2 separate regions of the Homo sapiens genome follow, and region 1 is linked to region 2. A link is a contact called in ENCODE POLR2A ChIA-PET data. All regions are on one chromosome and are shown on one strand. The core of a region is the stretch at or near the end of the contact, and the rest is flanking DNA. Distances in the headings are between cores, read along the strand shown.

What was found. ChIA-PET counts read pairs that join two places held with the same protein, here RNA polymerase II (POLR2A).
Region 1: POLR2A ChIA-PET joins it to region 2 with 10 read pairs in activated T-cell. The contact joins two enhancer-like sites. POLR2A ChIA-PET finds 5 or more read pairs at or near these places in 3 of 52 experiments (K562, WTC11 and activated T-cell).

Annotation. Positions count from the first base shown.
Region 1 is chr10:91,688,450-91,694,006 of GRCh38, reverse strand. All of the region lies in intron 1 of LOC107984253 (a long non-coding RNA gene), which reads left to right. Among named protein-coding and RNA genes, the nearest start is that of PPP1R3C, 58 kb to the right of the region's middle. Within about 2 kb of position 4,071, at least 7 of the 41 ENCODE cell types and tissues checked have a DNase peak (open chromatin) inside an H3K27ac peak, as active enhancers do.
Region 2 is chr10:91,344,640-91,350,853 of GRCh38, reverse strand. HECTD2-AS1 (HECTD2 antisense RNA 1) reads left to right here. Exons shown (of 5, transcript NR_024467.1): 4 at 1-97. Among named protein-coding and RNA genes, the nearest start is that of HECTD2, 63 kb to the left of the region's middle. Within about 2 kb of position 1,358, at least 7 of the 41 ENCODE cell types and tissues checked have a DNase peak (open chromatin) inside an H3K27ac peak, as active enhancers do.

The DNA of each region.
Region 1 (5,557 bases), core at 2,822-5,321, 340 kb before region 2:
GCAATTGAGTTATGGGGGTGGGTCTTTCCTGTGCTGTTCTTGTGACGGTGAATAAGTCTCTCGAGATCTGAAGTGTGTGTGTGTGTGTGTGTGTGTGTGTGTTTTCCAACAGAGTCTCGCTCTGTTGCCCAGGCTGGAGTGCAATGGTGCGATCTCTGCTCACTGCCTGCAACCTCCGCCTCCTGGGCTCAAGCAATTCTCCTGCCCCAGCCTCCCGAGTAGCTGGGGTTGCAGGCGCCCACCACCACACCCACCTAATTTTTGTAGTTTTAGTAGAGAGGGGGTTTCACCATGTTGGCCACTCTGGTTTCGAACTCCTGACCTCGAATGATCCGCCCACCTGGACCTCCCAAAGTTCTGGGATTACAGGTGTGAGCCATCTTGCCCGGCCCTGATGGTTTTATAGAGGGGCGTTCCCCTGCACGCACTCTCTTGCCTGCTGTAGTGTTAAGATGTGACTTTGCTCCTCCTTCGCCTTCCATCATGATTGTGAGGCCTCCCTAGCGCTGTGGAACTGTGAGTCAATTACACCTCTTTCCTTTATAAATTACCCAGTCTCTGGTATATCTTTATTAGCAGTATAAGAACTAACTAATACATCATCCAACCAAACAATAATACTGATCACTTTGTGAGAGATAAAGATGAAGAAGAGATAGTTCCTATGTACAAGTAATTTATTGTTCATGTAGGAGACAAACAATTTTATAAAAAACTATAAGGCAAGGTAGAGAAAGAAAAGTCCTATAAGAGAAGTAAGAGTGCCATGGGGGTTCAGATTACTTCCATTTAGGGTGATCTAAGACAGTTTTACGGAGGAGGCAACAGGTGTATTGAACCTTCAGGGCTGACTATTCAGGAGGCAAGGATTCAGGAAAGCACCAAGCTTGTAGGAAGAACAAGGCATGGTTTGATCTGAGTAGGATGAAGGAAGAATGAAGGAAAATGGGAAAGAAGCTTAGGCATGGCAGTTTGACCACATAGGGCAAAACTCTAAACAAAAGCATCGGTTGTTTGGTTTAACTTTTGCCATAAACATCTGAAATCACATAAATGTTTTTGCCCTAGCCAGAAGTTCTCAGAAGGCCAGAACAGAGGATCAAATCTATATCTTTCTGGAAAAGACATTTCAAGGAAACGCAGCTCTTCACTTCTCTGTCAGGAGCAACTATGAACAGCAAATACCAGATACATCATCTTAGCTGCTTGGACACAAATAAGCAAAGAGAGGATGAAAATTCTGGCCAAACCCACCAAATAAAAGAGTGTGTGTATGTGGGAGAAATAAGCTGCAATGATCTGCGATTGGTCCACTAGCTTGGGATGGCCTGATTGGATGGAAGTTCAATGGCTGTGGAGAGGCACGAGGATGGAGACTAGGGTCATTGACCAACCATCAGCATAGTCTTAATTAAATATTAATATTATATTGAGAAACAGTGGCTAATGGCATTCATTATAGTGACTTTGCCCAGATGGTTTCTGCTAACACAAAAATTGGACTGGTCTGAAGGACTCTATTGAACATTTTTGTACTTTTAAGTTTCAATTTGATCTTAAATTCTCTGGGGTTAATGGCAAGATTGGGTAGAAGTAATGCAAAAATTCCAAGGAACAAATGCGTAATGGAAATGGAGAAACTAGCCTAGACTTGGTGAGTAGACTAGAACATGTACGTAAGTGTTGATTAAAACGATTTATCAAATCAGGAAAGAAATGCTAGGAAGGACGAGAAAATGCCAGAAAGATAAAGACTTTCCAATTTCTGTGCTCACAATTACTCAGGTTATGTTAGACATATAAAAATAATAAATTGTTCCCTACGATCCTAACGAAGTGTTATAAGAAGGAGGCTGATGAACAGGAAATGTTCACTTAGTCATCCATTGCCCCATTTCGTCCCTGGGAACTACCAAAGCAAGCTAATTTTTCTTTCATATATGTTCACTTGTTTTTGCTTTAATAGATGAAAAGTTATAGAATATTAAAACTAGATCATTTGATATCAATTTATTCATTCATTAATTTAAATGGATATTTACTGACTGATGACAATGTACCAAGTGCTGGGTATTCAATGGGATAATCAGATCGCCCAAAGGGGCTTACACTCTAGTGGGGAGCACAGACTAAGAGCAAGTAAAAAGAAAAATCCATAAATCAAATGATTACAAACCCTATTAAGTTATGAAGGAGTCAAACAATGGGCTGAAACAGAGAAAAAGGAGCTCAGAAAGGGAACAGAGGTGCGGAAAGGTGAAGGGGCCTACCTCAGGTCACCACAGTTAGTGGCAGGGCCAGAACCCCCATCTCCTAACTGCTAGGATCTTTTGACTATGTGCTAGGATCTTTTGACTATGTCACGTGTGTTGTCTGCTTTGACATAGAATCTGCCGTCTGTTCTCTGGAAATCTGTGTGGATACTGGATGATGTCTTGGCTGGTTTCTAAAAGCAGATGGGAAGGCTGAGTAGGGGGAGAGGAGAGGTTTACAAGCTGGAGGTGTGCTACGTGCTGCTACCTGTCTCTAAACAACTCACAGAGACAAGTCACAGCAAACTTTTAGAGGGCATTGCCCTGTCCTGGAAAAGACCTATAGTGTGATGTAATCCTTAGCAATAGAACATGTATGTAGGGGGTGGGGAGGGGCTTGCTGCTTTCTCTCCCACCTCCATGGAAATCATCTGAGATCCCTACTGGTCCCCCTCTACTTACTGGTTTAGGGAGAGTGGCTTGTCAGCATTTAGATTAGGCAAAGCTAAAATCATAGTGAATAGGCCTCTAGTGCAAGGAAGGTGTGGTTATGAATAGAGAGATTGGGTGGGTAAAGAGAAATTTCACAGCCTGTAGCATTTTGTGAAAGAACAGAAATTGTGTTTTCACCATAACAGAGTGGAGTGGTATTTCTCTAACAATGAGAGTTTCCACTAATGAATATAGTGACTTTGCAAATGATGTTTTTAAAAATACAATGGCTGATCCCAATAGAGTGGGAGCAGAAATAAAAATAAAATAAATAAAAAATACAATGGCTAGGTCTATTCCTTCTGGGTTTCCAGCTTTAGGCATATGGTAGATGAAACTTCAAGGATGGAGTAAGACAAGAATGAGTTTACTGGCTTCAGGTTGTGCCCTGGGGAGTCAGCAGGTTCTATGATGTCATCTGAGCAGAATGAACAAAGATGAGTGACGACCCCAAAATGGGAAAAGGTACATTTTGTAGGTTAGATTATTATTTCCAATGATTCCTTCCCAATACTTGATTGGCTCCCTGTTATAATATTATACCTCTATATGCCTTGCCACGGCTTTGTTGACACTGTGGAGGACAGGGTATATTCCCTGCTCCACTGATATTGATCTTGGCCGTGTGACTTGCTTTGGCTAGTGGAATGTTAGCAGATCTAATGTGTGCAGTGTGCACACATGTAGCTCCCGGCTCCAGAATGAGGAAATGTGTGTAGAGCAAACCTGAACCCAACTTGCAATTTGGAACCAAGGCTCAGCCAAATTGCTGCCTGAAGCAGAGCTGCCCTAGCTGAGTGAGAAAAATAAATGTTCATTGTTGGAGATTGGATGTGTATGTGTGTGTGTTTTGCTGTGCACCATTATTATAGCAATAGTTGATTAATACAGTAAACATGTGTGGAGCAGGCAACAGATATCAACTGGGGCAACCACAGTCTGGAATTCACTTATTTATCATATGTGTGCTAAATTGCCCCTTTTGGCAAGCCTTGTGCTGGGCTTGGAGCATCAAATGAAAATAAATAGCATGGTCATGGCTGGAGGGGCAAAGACAATCTAGTAACATAATAGACATGTAACAGACAATGCCAACGCACAAGGGTGATAGCAAGGCTGTGTACGGTATGTTCTGGCCACACAGCATGCCTGGAGGGACTTGGAGAAAGTGACACAGAGGATGACATTTGGATCAGATCTTCAAGGATGACTAGGACTTGATCAGGAGGGAAGGAGAAAAGAGCACTGCAGGCCTGGGGAACAGTGCAGAGGCAGGGCCACTGGAGAGTCCCTAAAAGGGAAAGCAGCCCAGTGTGGTTAGAGAGAATGGAGGGGAGTGGCAGGAAATGAGGCTAGAAAGTTGGACTGGGCTGTGTTGGAAGGGCCTGAGACTAAGGAGTGAGGACTTTATTTAGTAGCTTTAGTTCATGGACTTTTAAAAGGAACTCTCTGAGATTTTTAAGCAGTGGATGATGCAATCAAAGCCATGCTTTAGAACAGTGCTTTGTTTTTAACTTTTATTTGAGAGTTAGGGGGTACATGTGCAGGTTTGTTACAAAGGTGTATATATATATACCTTTGTAACAAGGTGTATACATATATATGTATACATATATATGTACACATATATATATGTGTGTATATATATATATATATATAAAATTTTTTATTTTTTTTGAGACAGAGTGTTGCTCTGTTGCCCAGGCTAGAGTGCAGTGGCACGATCTCAGCTCACTACAACCTCCACCTCCCAGGTTCAAGCGATTCTCCTGCCTCAGCCTCCCAAGTACCTGGGATTACAGGTGCATGCCACTACGCCCAGCTAATTTTTGTGTCTTGGGGGTTTCACAATGTTGGCCAGGCTGGTCTCGAACTCCTGACCTCAGGTGATCCACCCGCCTTGGCCTCCCAAAGTGCTGGGATTACAGGCATGAGCCACCGTGCCTGGCCTACAAAGGTATATTGCATGATGCTGAGGTTTGGGATATGACTGAACCCATCACGCAGGTAGTGGACATAGTACCACTATGGTTTTTTTTCAGGTAGTTTTTCAGCCCTTGCTCCCCTCCCTCTCTCCCCTCTCTTCACTAGTAGTCTCCAGTGTCCACTGTTACCACTTTATTAGTACCCAATGTTTAGCTGTCACCTATAAGTGAAACATGCAGTATTTGCTTTTCCATTTCTGCCTCAGTTCACTTAGGTTAGTGGCCTCTAGCTGCATCCATGTTGCTGCAAAGGACGTGATTTCATTGTTTTTGTATGGCTGTAGTACATGGTGTACATGTATCACGTTTTTGTTATCCAGTCACTCTTGATGGATACCTGGGTTGATTCCAAATTTTTGCTATTGTAAATAGTGCTGTGATGAACATATGAATGCATGTGTCCTTTTGGTAGAACAATATATTTTCCTTTCGGTATACATCCAGGAACGGTGTTGCTGGGTCAAATGGTAGTTCAACTCTTAGTTCTTTGAGAAATCTCTAAATTGCTCTCCACAGTGGCTGGACTAATTTACATTCCTACCAAGAGTGTATCAATGTCCCCCTTTCTCTCCACAGCCTCATGGATTTTGTTAAACAGTCAAAAAATAACAGGACAGTGTTTCTTAGGGTGTGTTCCCAGGACCAGTAAATTGTTAGAAATGCAAATTCTTGGTCCAAACCTACTAAACCAGAGACTCCAGAGTGGGCCCAGAAATCTATGTTTTAAAAAGCACTCCAGGGCTGGGTGCAGTGGCTCACGCCTGTAATCCCCACACTTTCGGAGGCCGAGGTGGGTGGATCACCTAAGGTCAGGAGTTCAAGACCAAC
Region 2 (6,214 bases), core at 109-2,608:
AGTGGAAGGACTGAGGAAGGTTGTATAATTTTGTGCAAGGTCCACCACAAATCCAGCTGAAGAACTGCTCCAAAGTTTAGGTCATGGCAAGAACAAGGTAAGATGACATTAGTCACTCAAACACAGACTCAAGCTGCAACAACTAATGCTCCTATGAGACTGGCTATATGCCAAAGTCATATTTGGCCAAAGAATATATGCCCTTTGAAATCCCAGCAGGCATAGACCTACAAATTCTCAGCTAATGAGATGTTCATTCATTTTTACAGCTCCAGGGTGGAGAAAACAATTTCCCCCTTGCCAAATTTTTCTTTTATGTAAAACTTTAAATAAGAACTAAGAGATTTCATAGTGTCTGCAAACCTGGAAGTTTTTAATACAAATCCTCTAAAAGTTTGTGTCACTCACAGCTTCTTGCTGGTTTTTTTTTTTTTTTTTTTTTTTTTTTTAGAGCCTCCTCAAAATGGACTTGCATATTCCCCTTCTAGAAGGAGTAGATTATTCAAACCCTTTAAATCAAAGCTGGGCATGGTAGCTCATGCCTGTAATCCCAGCACTTTGGGAGGCTGAGGCGGGCGGATCACTTGAGATTAGGAGTTTGAGACCAGCCTGGCCAACGTGGTGAAACCTTGTTTCTACTAAAAATACAAAAATTAGCCAGGCATGGTGGCGGGCAGCTGTAATCCCACCTATTTGGGAGGCTGAGGCAGGAGAATTGCTTGAACCCAGAAGGCGGAGGCTACAGTGAGCCGAGATTGCACCCCTGTACTCCAGCCTGGGTGACAGAGCAAGAATCCATCTCATAACAAAAACCAAAACCAAAACCAAAAACAACAAACTCTTTAATTCAAGAGGTGAATCCTGAATCCCCATCTGGAAGGTTGTGGGAGGGCATAATCGTGATAGAAAATCTATCTCAAAATGACATTTGGGAAATGAAATGTTCAAATTCTGACCAAGGGGGTCAGAAGGGAACAAGTCTGAAAGTCTTAAAAGGGGAAGGTGGGGTGGGGAACACAATTGGAGTGAAATCACAAGAAATGTGAAATGTACTTATCAGTTGGCTTCACAATGTGCTCTTATTGGTTGTGTGTCCCTGGGCACCAAGGAGGCCAGGCCTACCATATTGAAAGCAGAATGGAGGGGAGCTCAGCATGGCTCCTCTGAGTAGTCACAAGTGATTCATACAGGCCCAGCTGGGACCCCAAGAAGAAGGGAGAGGTTGCAGTAGTGTGGACACTGTGGGTTTCCAGGAACCATAGGAATCCACAGCTCCAGCTCAACAATGATGCAAACCAGGACCTTGCCAAGCTGTCTTCTCCCAGAGAACAGAGTCTGCTCAGGCTTATGTTCTTGCCTCATTGCAAGTTTCAAATGAGGTGACAAGAATGGCATCTGGAACATTTCCTGGCAGAGAGGGCATTTCTCCCCTCCCCTCTCCCAGAGCTTGTTCCTTTTCTTACCTCTCTCTGTTCCTGCTTCACATTGAAAGAGGCTGGCAATGAAATGAGACCAAACCTTCGTTCAAATACAGCCTCGCTACTTGCTTGCTTAGAGCAAATCACTGGACTCCTGTAAGCCTCAGTTTCCTCAGCAATAAAAGTAAGAGATAATAACACTTACCTTATAGAGTTGTATGAGGATTGGGAGAATGTACATAATGTGCTCTACAAACATTCAACACTCAAAGTCAGGGCTTCTCAACTTTGTACTTTAATAATTCGGCCAGGTCATTCTTTGTTGTAGGGAGCTGTCTTGTGCATTGTAGGATGTGTAACAGCATCCCTGATCTCTACAAACAGGATACTAGTAGTACCTTCCCTCTCCTCGCCACAGTGTGACAACCAAGAATGCCTCTAGATATTGCCAAAGGTCCCCTGAGGGCAAAATCAGGCCTGGTTGACTATGACTTCCATCTTGTTTTCCTTTCTCTCTCTCTCTCTCTGTCTGTCTCTCTCTCTCTGTCTCGGAGTCTTGGGAAAGCGAACTGTCATGTTATGAACAGCCCAGATCAGAAGTAACTAATGTCCTAAGCAAATAGCTAGCAAGCACCTGAGGCTTGCCTGCAGCCAAGTGAGTGACTTTGGAAAAGGACCTTTACACGGTTGAGCCCTGAGATGACTGCAGCCCTAGATGATGCACTGATTACAGCCTTTGACAGATCCCGAGTTAGAGGCACTCAGTAAAGCCATGCCCCTGCTCCTGACCCACAGAAACTCTGAGATAATAAATGCTTATTCTTTTAAGCTGCTAAGTTTTGGGGTCATTTGTAATGCAGCCATAGGTAACTAAGACAAGGACCAACAATGATCAAGTAATATATCAGTGTTGAATGGGAAGCAGATGAGTCAGGTGGAGTCTATGCACGTAAGAGATCTCAGAGGTGACCCCACAGGCAGATCCTGAGGTTTCCATGGTATTGGGTGGGGAGGACATTTACATTCTTGCATCAGTATTGTTTGGTTGTCCCATATATATTTAGTGCTCTTTCTGTATATGACTTATTGAAACATCCCCTTTATCTTTGTAGGGCTGTGGCTTACCATTTAAAAATGTTAAACGAAATGTCTCTTATTCTAAATTAATTTTATCCTCTTATTCACTGTATATGAATACATTTTTCTTGGCTATCATCAGTGCTATACTAGTTTGTGTTCTCATTTTCCTAAACATGTTTTATTATAAATGTAACGAATAATTAATATAAAGAAATTGAAACAGTGGGGGAAAGCAGAATTTTTATGAGAATTAACCATTGTTAACAATTTAGTATGTATCTTTCCAGATATTTTCCATGAAACACAATTATGCCACATAAATACATATTTTTGTTTCAAGATTCTTTGGTTTCAAGGGATAGAAACCAAAGCAAACTGGCTTAAGCATAAAGATTTACTTGGCTTGGATAATCAAAATTCTGGAAGCATACGAGTAGAGTTACCTACCTTGGAGATGATTGAAGCCAGGACTAGAACATCCCCAGGAATCATTCTTTTTGTCTCTCATCTCTATGTCTCAAGGTGTGTTGGCTTCATTCTCCCACACTGGGTTTTCCATGAGTCAAGGATGTGGCCAGCACTTCCTGGCTCTGAGTCTCTTACAACTTTATGACTGAAGTAAAAAGGGGTGTTGGTCTCCCAGCTTGAAAAATCCCAGGGAATGTTTCTGATTGGTTTAGCCTGTTGATTAACCACTCCAGTCAAGGGTGTGAGGTATTATGAGAAGCTGAGCTGGAGTCACATGTCTAATCTATTGCTGGAGAAGGTTACTAGACAAAGTAGGGGAAGCAGTGCTTGGCAGCCAATAACAATAGGCACCTATCACAATCTTTTATCCAAGTATTATCATGATGTGCATCATTAGTCTCAATTTGTTTTAATAAGTAAATTACATATCACAGGCTTCTTTACATATGAACATATATTATGCTCAGTCTATTCAACAGTCTACACTCAATAGCACAGAAATATGAACTGTTTTAGTTTTTTTCTCCAATCATTTATTTCAACCGTATTCCATGAAATCTCCCTTTCCTGCCCTTAAGAATATCTTGGGCAGATCTCATAGCTTTCTGGTTACTTTTTATTATTAAAATGCGCTTTCCTATCTCGAGTAGTTTAAAAACTAAATCTTATATCCAATATGATGTTCATTCTCTTTCTCAAACCACCAGGCCAGGGTAAGCTTCAGGAAGGGGCTTGAGGTAAAGAAGGGCATGGCTCACCTTTTCACTTCTCCTGCCTTCCGTCTTCTGTGGTTGGAGTGAGAAGGAGGGAGAATAAGAAAGACATGTGTCTTTATATTTATGTGACTGTTGTGGGATGAACTGCATTCCCCTAAAATTTGTATATTGAAGCCCTAACTTCCTGTACCTCGGGTTGTGACTATATTTGGAAATAGGGCCTTAAATGAGGTGATTAAGTTAAAATGAGACCATCAAGGTGGACCCTAATTCAACCTGGCTGGTTTCTTTGTAAGAACAGGAAATATGGTCATAAAAAGAGATACCTTGCATGCACGCCCACAAGGATGACCATCTAAAGCAAGCTAGAGAGGCCGCAGAGGAAACCAGCCCTTGATTAGTTCCAGTCTCCAGAAATGTGAGAAAATAAATTTCTGTTTTTTAAGTCATTGGTCCTCAACCTTTTTGGCACCAGGGACTGGTTTCCTGAAAGACAATTTTTCCACGGATGGGAGGCAGGGATGGTTTTGGAATGAAACTTTTCCACCTCAGATCATCAGGTATTACTTAGATTCTCATAAGGAGAGCACAACCTAGATACCTTGCATGCGCAGTTCGCAATAGGGTTCGTTCTCCTATTAGAATCTCATGCTGCTGCTGATCTAACAGGAGGTGGAGCTCAGGCGGTAATACTGGCTGGCCCGCCACTCACTTCATGCTGTTTAGCCTAGTTCCTAACAGGCCATGGACTTGTACCAGTCTGTGGCCCAGGGGCTGGGGACCCCTGCTTTAAGCCAACCAGTCTGTGGCTTATACACAAGTGTTCACAAAAGTCCTTATAAGCAGGAGGCAAGAGTTAGGATCAGGGAAGGAGATGTGATGTGGAGGTAGAGGTAGAGTGATGTAAGGAAGGGGGCATGAGCCAAGAAGGGCAGATAGCCTCTAGAAGCTGAAAAAGTCATGTAAGATAATAAATTTGTGTTGTTTTAAACTAATGCGTTTGTGACAGCAGCAATAAGAAAGTATAAACTCTTTATTTATGTTCTTAAAAGAGATGTATTGAATGCTGTGAGATAGGATATTTAAACATTTTTATTGTAATACAATTTCAGACGTTCAAAAAAGTCACAAGAATAATATAAGAAACACTTGTGTTCCCTTTATTCTGATTCATCAATTGTTAGTGTTTCATTCCATATGCTTTATCATTTGCTCTTACTCACTCTTTGTTTTCCTAAACCATTTGAAAGTAATTTTCGCATATCTGCTAGCCACAAATTCTTTATAGTTTGTATATCCTAAAAGCAGGGACTTATCTTATGGAACCACACTGCAATGATCAACATCATAAACCATAACTTTGATATAATACTATAACCTAAAATTCAGATTTGAATTGCTCTAATTGTCCCAGTAATGTTTTTTTGTGGTTGTTATTTTTCCTGGCCCAGGGCCCAATCCAGGAGCATCTTGTGAATTTAGTTGTCATGTCTCTTTAGTCTCTTATAGTCTGTAACAGCTTCTTTATCTCTCCTTGTCTTTCGTGTTTTTGAAAATTGTGGAGTAAAGGCTAGTTATTTCATAAGATATTTTTAAATTTTACTTTGAAGTTTCTGCATAATTAGATTCAGGTTATACATGTTTGGCAGATATACCACAGGCATGATATTGTGTCTTAGTCTGTGCACCATATCAGGAGGCACACAACATCAGCTTGTTCCATTATTGATGATGTTAATGCATTACTGATGATGTAAAATTGCTATTAATATTTCCCTTTGTAATTAGTAAGTAATTTGTAGGCAGAATACTTTGAAATTACCTTCTCAACTCCACCAACCACAGTGTTGATTCTCGCCTTTCCCTATTTCTATTTGTTAACTCCTTTGACATTGAGACACATGGCTTCCATTATGTAATATGATATTTTAACCTGTCTGAAATGATTTTTCATGCCAGTATTTTCCCATTATTTACTACTTATAGTTCCTATGAATAGAGAAAATGTATGTGCATTTAATTATAAAATCTTGTTCAAATTATTTTTAAAGGTTCTTTTTGGGACTTTCATGTTGCCAAAACATTGTTACTTTTCTACAATGTTAATTTTAGTTTTATTTTGTGATTTTTTGGGGGTGGGGAGGGGAGAGAAAATTTATTGGAAGATATATAAAAGGTTTACAACTTAGATAATAAAATAAATTACTCTTTAGTTTAAGAATTTCAACTGACCTAAGGCGTTATTACCCGGAAGGCCCCAGGGTTGGTGGCACAGCTATGGTTATTCAAGTTCCTGTTACTCGCGTCCGTATAAGAGACCACCTGAGCAGGCTTAGTGTGAGCAACAAGACCGTTTATTCACTTGGGCGCAAGTGGGCTGAGTCTGAGAAAGGAGTCAGCGAAGGGTGGAGGGATTATCATTGTTTCTTATAGGTTTGGGATAGGCGGTAGAGTCAGGAGCAATTTTTTGTGGGCAGGGGATGGATGTTACAAAGTACATTCTCAAGGGCGGGGAGGATGTTACTAAGTACA